Regions from separate parts of the Homo sapiens genome. Here regions 1 and 3 are each linked to region 2. The links are chromatin contacts, found by Hi-C in ENCODE. All regions are on one chromosome and are shown on one strand. Each heading gives the region's core, a stretch centred on a gene start or an enhancer-like site at or near the end of the contact. The rest is flanking DNA. Distances are from core to core; before and after follow the strand shown.

Region 1 (2,730 bases), core at 212-2,711, 4.3 Mb before region 2:
GAAAGCCCGTCTCTACAAAAATACAAAAATTAGCTGGACGTAGTGGCAGGCGCCTGTAATCCCAGCTACTCAGGAGGCTGAGGCAGGAGAATCACTTAAACCCCAGAGGTGGAGGTTGCAGTGAGCTGAGATTGTGCCATTGTGCTCCAACCTGGGTGACAAGAGCAAAACTCCGTCTCAAAAAAAGAAAAAGAAAAAAAAAGAGGAAAGGGAAGAACCATTTACTGAGCAACTACTATATAACTAAACACATTGAGAAGAGGGACAGGAGCAGAATATTGACCTCATTATACTCCTCAGTTCATGGTACTGATAGTATTAGACACGTTACATAAATTATGCCATTTGATCTTTCTAAAAACTGTTTTGAGGCAGGTATTTTTATCTCCATTTTACAGATGAAGAAACACCCTCCCTAAAATGACTTGCCGAAACTCACAAAGTGGGTGGATTCCATCCCAAGTAAAGTTTAACTCCAAAGCCTGTGTTCTTAAAATACTTGTCCACACTTTGGGCTTGCAGTGGAAATTCTATCCCTTGCAGAGACAGGAGCAAGAGAGTATAGTGAAGATGGCCGGGCACAGTGGCTCACGCCTGTAATCCCAACACTTTGGAAGGCCGAGGCAGGAGGATAGCTTGAGCCCAGGAATTCGAGACCAGCCTGGGCAACATGGTAAAACCCCGTCTCTACAAAAAAATACTAAAAATTAGCCTGGTGTGGTGACACGCACCTGTGGTCCTAGCTACTAGGGAGGCTGAGGTGGGAGGATCACGTGAGCCTGGGAGGCAGAGGTTGCAGTGAGCAGAGACCGCGCCACTGCCCTCCAGCCTGGGTGACAGAGTGAGACCTTGTCTCGATTTTTAAAAAAGTAAAAAATAAGAAAGGAGAACAAGTATGGTGAAGAGAATGGCAAGGAGCTGCGACAGGGGTTAAACCTGGCCTACTGGGGTCACTGAACAAGTCAATACTAAAGTTATAAGCAACAAAACGTTAATGTCCCACGGGAAGCAATCTCTCATTATTCCTTCAACAAAGGCTGGTGACAGGTTTTGATAAAATGAGGGGACAGCAGAAGAAAAGATAACTTAAGAAATCACCTAAAGTTCGCCATTTAACACAATGTAGGGGACGATGACGAGACCTGGGAGGATGGGAAAGGAAAGATCGGAGTTTCACAAAAAGACCTGGAAGGAACCACGAGGGCAGGGGGCAAAGCGGTTAGCGCAAAGAACAGGTGCAGTGTTGGGACTGGTTCTGGCATCGGGTACAAGAAGGGCCTGCCGGGCGGAAGGAGCTCCGGCTCTCAGGCCACGAGCCCGTCCCCCGACTTCTTTAGGGGGCACTCTGCCTCACCCTCGGTCCCTTTTGTCGCAGATCCCAAGCTCACCAGGGGCCTGGGCGATGCTGTCCCCGGGTCTCCTGGAGACTCCTCCGCTTCCGCCATCTTGGCCCTCCTTCTCCCGGGTCGCTCCCACAGGTCTTTGCGGAACCTGCGACGTGGAGGCCACTGCCGGTCAGCGCGTCATCGCGTGACGGCCGCGTCACCTAATGGCGCCTGGCAATGGCCGGCGGCCCCGGCCCTTCGCTGTCCCTCGGTCCTCGGGGTGTCAGGGACAGCTCCGCGTCGCCTTGTCTCGCTTCTTCGGGGCCACGGGTCCAGCTAGACACGCTTAGCCTTTAACACTCAAGCCGGATTCTCAGACCGCTCCTTCGCTCTCGCGACCACGGCTGCCCTCTCCACCCCACCGACTCCCGCCCATTTCCCGTTCTCAGGAGTTGGCTTGGAGTGCCAGACCCTCGATCACGGCACCTCTAGGAAAGAGCCTGCCTCTCTTCCTTCCCTTCCCCGGCTACCGAGCGACTTCAAGTTTTCGTGCGCCGGAATGACGGGCTCAAGCCCCAACCTCCTGCTCCCTCCGCCGCCGCCCCTGCCCCTCTGACTCTGCGCCTCTCCTGCTGCTCGCAAGCCTCTTCCCACTTCCTTGACTTTTATAAACCTCTCTACTGCCTCCACGCCGACCCTCCAGGATTACTTTTCTCCAGCACCTCTGGCGGTGGGCAGGGAAGAAGCTTCATTGGCCAAACTTGTTAATCCCACTTCAAAAGTTGCTAAACCATTTGGAGCAAGTACTGAAAATGTTCAGGGTCTAAAAGAGAGTAACTATTGTGACAATAACTTAAAAGATAATCTTCATGTCCCAACCTGTTTTCCTTATCTCATCCTTTTGGGCTTTCAAGGTATTTCTGGTCCCAGTTTACGTTGGCCCCAGGCTAAAATGTAGTCAGACAGGGCAGCCATTGTTGACAGCATCAGCATCCAGGATACCTGGGTGCCCTTTGGTGGTGTTAAGCATTTAACCAACAAGGCAGGGGATGGCTGTGAAATAAAAGTGTTTTATATTTTTGGATAGGCAATCCAAGTAGTAAATTTAAGGAGGAAGAATGTGGAATGTGGAGGGACAAAATTCCAAACGAATGGAGGTGTTTTTTTTTTTTTTTTTTGGTGTTTGTTGTTTTGTTTTGTTTACGATAATTCCCCTTCAGACCAAGCACAATTTTAGTACTTGCACAAATACTGGTGGAAGTGATATTAAAATTTAAGCCAGTAGACATGAAATCTTTTTGCAATTGCAAGGGAATATCATGTACAAATGTCCCAACCCCAGCCTGAGCTTCTCACCTCATCCTCCCACCCCATGATTACCAGATCACTACCTCCCGTCCCACTT
Region 2 (2,700 bases), core at 120-2,619:
GCTCTACACATGCAGAGGCAGCAGTCCACCTCTTACCAGTTCAGCAGCTGGATCTTTTCAAGACTGTCAGGACCCAGAAGCAGCAGAGAACACTCCTGCAATGCAAAAATAGCACGCATTGTTCTCTAATCCTTCTCTCTATCCTCAGCTTTAATCCACCCACCTCCCTTTTTAGACACACACAGAGTTTTAGGGCTGGGCCTTCTGGATATTCTTGAACTAGTGGTGGAACTAGATTCTTTGCTGCCTCAGCTCACCTGGCCCTGGCAGCCACTGATGCCACTTAATGTCCTTAGGCTAGAGACCCAAGTTCGCCGGGCTCCCTGCCACATCCCACACACAGTAGCAGACAAGGCTGGTACAGGCCTCCTCACTTTGTCCTCAGCCTGACCTCCGGTTTGGGCCCAGACAAGATTTTCCTCTCAATATTTAGACTTTTCAAGGAAAAAGGCCTGCCGAAAGCCAGGCTCACAAAGGATGGGGGAAGGGGGACTCTGGAGACCTTGGGGATTCCCTCCACATTCCATAGAAGGTGCGAAATTTGGGTGAGGGTCAAACTATGGAAACAGGTATCATCTCAGAGAAGAAAAGTGAAAGCAATCCTGGAAAGGGAGCCCGGGGCTCTGGATTCCAAATTGGCCCTTGTCGCCGGCAGGCTGGGTAACTGTGGGGAGGGACTTTCCCCACTCTGGGCAGCAGAGGGCCCGTCGGTAACGGGTGGAAGTTGGCCTCTATGGTCTCTAAGGGCACTGGTGTGCCAGAGAGGCGGACGAAGTTAGGGCGCAGGCGCTGCAGCTAGCTTTCCTGGCAGGTGAGTCCCTCCTCTGGGTGGCCTGGCGGCGCGATCCGCAGGGCCTTGTCTCTACGACTAAGGATAGGCCGGCCCTTAGGTTTCTGCAGTCTTCCCAGATTCCTCAACCTCTCTGCCTCGTTACTCCCCGCCGGCCTCTAGCTCAGGAATAAACGTCCTGGTGGCGGCCAGGGCACAGTACCGCGAATGCACAGCGGCCACAGAAATGGGAGTGCGTGAAAACCGAAACCGATCCGGCGAGCCCCATCCGGGCAGGACTGGCTCCTTGAGGCCACGGTGTAGCCACGCCACTACCAGCCCGGCGTGGGGGCGGGAGTGGGGAGCCCCAGCCAGTGGTTCCGCACCCTCTCCGCCCCCTGCCAACACCACGCCTGCACTTATTTGCATTTAAAGAGAAACGCACCAAGGAAAACAGTGGGCGGGCCGGGGCACGCCTTCCCACCATAGCGATTGGGCCATATGCCTGCCAATCAGGACGCAGATGCCCCACCCGGTGGCCTTGGAGTACTGGGGGAGGGGGTATGGGGGAGCTACCCAAAGCCTGGGGAAGGGGAGTCAGTGCTGGAGGTGACTGGAGCCGCGGCGACGGCGGCAGCAGCTGCGGTGGCGGCGCTCTCAGCCGTGGCAGCCGAGGCTGCAGCCCGGCCCAGGGCGGCTCAGCGGACAATAACCGGGCTAGGAACCTGACCGGGCTGGGTAAGCGTTGCGTACAGCCAGGAGCCTCCGCCTGCCCGCGGTCGGGTGCATTCCCGCGTGCTCTGCTCCTACGGACTGGAGGAGGGCACTAAGGACTAGGCGGGTCGGAGTCCCGGTCGCTCGCCCCTCTCCTTTGGAACCCGCTTTGCGGACTGTCGGGTGGAGAGGCAGAGCGGCCTTGAGTCCCCTGGGCACAAGCGACCACGGCTGGGGGGAGGGGGGTTGGGGAGGGCGGGTAGGAAGGCAGGCTAGCCTGGGCCAAGCCTCCCGGCTTTCGGGGGGGCGGGGATGGGCCCGCACGTGCTGCCGCACAGTCCCGGGAAGGGCGCCGCCAGCCAGCACCCCAAGCCATGCATTTGTAGGCCAGGAGCTCTGCAGCTTTGTTGTAGCACATTTGCTGGAACAGCTGTGTAACGCGGGTACCGCTCACCCCTCTCTCCGGCTGCCTGGCTGCCGCCCCTCCCCTCCCCTGTGCATCTCCAGCCTCTCCCTCCTTTCTGCGGACTCAAGCTGGCGTGCTGGCTTGGGCCCGACGGAGACCGGCTTTGGCGTGGATTGGGACATCCACAGACTGCCCCCTCCCCAGAGGAGCTCAGTTGGGCCTGTGGGCTGAGCTCAGTCGCACACTTCCCTTCAGAACCTTGGCCTTGTGGCCCCAACTAGCCGCGCCCCTCCTCCTGGGCCTCCGGGCGCATCTGGCGCCCGCCCCCGCGGTCGGGCAGGCTGGCTGGCAGCCGGGCTCTTGCTGGTCCTTGGGTTAGAGCAGCGGCGCAAGCTAGTCCTTGAGTTAGAGCTGCAAGGCCGCTTTGTCTCCCGCCTCGCCTCGCCTCACCTCCTTTTCCCTTGGAGGATACTGGCCGCGTTTTCCTCTCCAGCCTCCCGTTTAAAAATAGCAATAGGCACGGTGTTTGGGGGGCATTTCCTTGCCAGAGGCCGAAGGAGCCCTCATTGTAGTACGGAACGTATCATACCATCTCTGTGTACAGGAGAGCTAGCGAGGTGGCCAAACCCTCCAACTTCGCAGTTACTTAACATACCCAGCCCGCCAGGCCCCTGTCATTGTCTGCTGGAGACACTTCTGACACTGGTGACCGCCCGAACGCTGGACTTTGCTTGGCTCCCCCGGTGGTGAGGGGCTGTGCCCGCTACATGCGTCACAGCCCAAGCGCCTAGGCGGCAGCTGGACTGGCCCC
Region 3 (2,700 bases), core at 130-2,629, 4.6 Mb before region 2:
TGTTGGCGCTGCCACCCACCCCAAGCGCCGGGTCCCGCTCTGTGTTCCCTCCACAGCTACGCAAACGAGGAACCCGTGTTCTGGCCTCGTCCCTCGCCCGAGTCAAGCTCGCTCCTGGAGCGGCTCTCGGCGAAAATCACCACGTTCCCAGGGGCCCCGGAGGGAGCTGCGTTCTCGCCTCCACTCAGTTCTCCGGTGCGCTCTCGGGCGCCCGGACTCCCCAGCTCCGCCTGTGCGACCACCTCGACTTCATCCAAGACGTGCAGAGGCAGGGGGTGGGAAGCCCGGGGGGTCACAACCCAGCCAAGTGCCCCTACCCCACCCCGCCGCACCCTGCTCCATCCGCCCGCCCGCAGGAAAACACTCGAAAAAGCCGGAGACAAAATGAGGCGCCGCTCCTCCTCCGAAGACCTCCCCACATGCACTCCGGGGCGTGCGGCCTCACCCTGAAGGAGTGCCTCCCACCCCAGCGTCCAGAGGAGATAAGTTACTCACTTGGGGTTGAGGGAGCTCCAGGATACGGGCTCCAGGTTCTTGGCCAGCGGTGTGGCGAGCCGGCACAGCGCCCACACGACCATCGCCACAAGCCACTTGCCGAGCCAACGCTGCCCAGGCCGAGCCATCTTCCCGGGGGCAGACTGCACTTCGGGATCCCTTGGCGCCTCCTCACCAAAGCTCGCCTCGCCTTCCTCTGCCGCGCTGCGCTCGGAGCCGCTCAGGCGCCCATCCTCCGCAGCCGCCGGCCTTGAAGTGCTCCCCTCCCGCCGGCTTCGGTGTCGCTCTTCTCCGCCCGGCCGGCCAGGAGGACTCACTGGGCAGCCGCCCCCAACCCGGGCATGGGCTTCGGCCCCCGAGGGCTCGTTCTCCTGGGCTCTCCGCTGCCGCACGAGGCGCGACGGGGGCTCTGCGCCCCCGGGTGATCCCGCCCGATTCCGCTCGACTTCCCGAGACGCTTCGGGGCTGCGCGCCCTCTCCCCGACGGGGTCTTCCCGCAGAGGTCTCGGTGACCGCCCCGACGCCTCGACCGTCCCGGGATCGCTGTCCCTTGGAAGAAGTGGGGGTTTCCCCACAGCACAAGCTCGGTCCCCGGGCTCCCGACTGGGCCGCCCTGGCACGGGCTCCGTTCCTCCGGGCCACACTGGGACTCCGGGCTACGCGCCCCCGGACAGCTTCTACTTCAGCGCGGGCCCTGCTCAGTGTACTTAGAAGAGCGGGGAGATGCTGCCGAGCGAGCCAGTCCCATTAGTTTGCGCCCCCGAAGCCTCGGCCGGGTAGCCCGGCAGCCTCGCGTCGCCGAGTCCTGGCTCCCGGGCGATCGAGCCCGAGGGTCTGCGGCCAGTGCGAGCCTCACAAACCTCCCACTGCTGTCCAGCTCGCATAGACTCCCTCCGCTGCCGCTGTGCTGTCTACTCCCTTGCTCAGGCGAACGCAAGGCCAACCCTGCTCTCTTAGCCAATAGCAAGCTCAGTGGCGGGGTCCTTGCCCCATACCACGCCCCCAGAGCAGGAAGGGGGCGGGGTTTCAGGGAGCTCTTAAGGACGCCGCGCGCCCGATGGCACCAATCTGAGTGTGCGGCTCGTGCGGTTAGGGTTGGGTCCCTCTCAGTCCTGTTCCCAGAGAGCTCAACCCGTGGGAAGTTGGCACTCTCAAGAGCTGCCGGCCTGCTCTCCTCTCCACGCGTCTGGTCAACACCCCAGCCCACTGACCCTGTCCCAAGTACCCCAGGAAAGTATTTCCATTTTCTTTTTACACACAGGACCCCTGAAGTCCTGCTCTGTGCCCACCTCCGTGTCAAGGACAGCCTGTCTGCTCCTCGTCCAGTCCCACGTAAGGCTTTAGTGGGCTTTCCTCCTCTCGCCCTCAAAATGCACTGTCTGCTTGCACTTGGACCCGGAGTCAGGAACATAAAAGTGAGAACAGTGGGAGGGGGAAACTGGTGAGGGTCCAGTACTTGATTGGGGTTAGAGGTGGGGCGGGGAGCAGGGTGGGGTGTGGTGGGGAGAGAAGGCGTGTTCATCGCCCCTGGGGACCAGGCCTTCGGAATCTCAGCTTTCTGGGGGAGCCTTGTGGGACCTCTGGAGCCAAGATTTAGTCTTGTCCTGTCCGAAGGCGCGGGCAAGGTCCCGGGATAGGCAAGCGGGGATGAGAGGGCACGTCGATAAAGAAAGACACCTCGAGGGCAAAGAGGAAAAAGCACAGGGCATGAGACTTTTGAAAAAGCAAAAGCGGGCATCCTGGACCGGAGAAGCCGGACTCCAGCCTGTCCCGGCCTCGCCATCTGGGTCTTTGTCTCCCAGCCCTGGCCCATTCTTCCCGCCCCGCCTTGCCTCTTTGCTTATAACTTGGCTCGATCCCATAGCTCAGACCTTCCAGGTCCGACCCACTCTCGCTGGTCGGACCCCAGAGGACGTACCCACGTGCTAATGTCTCCCCCTGCTGGACTTCCATAGCACTGCGGGCGCCTGGGATAAACCCGGAGCTTGCCATAGCACAAGACCTGGGACAGGCGTAGCCTTGGCAAAAACCGTCACCCTGTATGGGGAGGAAGGGAAAGAACTAGAAGGATATCTGAGTTTGGGGTAGGCTTAGGGACTGCCAAGAATACAAGGTCTCCCCACTTTTTCTTTATGGAGATAATTAGATGAGCAACATTCCCAAAGTGCTCCACCATTCACACAGTTTCATGTCCATCATCTCGCT

The links. A loop is a pair of places that touch in the nucleus more often than their neighbours do. Pooled maps may share reads with other maps.
Region 1: a loop to region 2 is called in a pooled map, with 10 times the contacts of the local background. The contact joins the promoter of YIPF6 here to the promoter of AMER1 in region 2. A Hi-C loop is called at or near these places in 6 of 50 pooled maps.
Region 3: a map of CD4-positive, alpha-beta T cell shows a loop between it and region 2 (25-fold over the local background). The contact joins the promoter of EFNB1 here to the promoter of AMER1 in region 2. A Hi-C loop is called at or near these places in 2 of 168 maps with a recorded cell type or tissue (CD4-positive, alpha-beta T cell and CD8-positive, alpha-beta T cell) and 7 of 50 pooled maps.

What each region holds. Positions count from the first base shown.
Region 1 is chrX:68,497,782-68,500,511 of GRCh38, reverse strand. YIPF6 (Yip1 domain family member 6) reads right to left here and starts at 1,461. Exons shown (of 7, transcript NM_173834.4): 1 at 1,389-1,461. The coding sequence starts at 1,445. RefSeq lists enhancers at 1,343-1,822, 1,621-2,295.
Region 2 is chrX:64,204,377-64,207,076 of GRCh38, reverse strand. AMER1 (APC membrane recruitment protein 1) reads left to right here and starts at 1,369. Exons shown (of 2, transcript NM_152424.4): 1 at 1,369-1,507. It overlaps LOC112268307, which reads right to left and starts at 1,131. Exons shown (of 4, transcript XM_047442706.1): 1 at 993-1,131; 2 at 37-95. The coding sequence starts at 1,058. RefSeq lists an enhancer at 833-992 and silencers at 1,123-1,222, 2,203-2,262.
Region 3 is chrX:68,827,700-68,830,399 of GRCh38, reverse strand. It overlaps EFNB1 (ephrin B1), which reads right to left and starts at 1,379. Exons shown (of 5, transcript NM_004429.5): 1 at 496-1,379. The coding sequence starts at 623.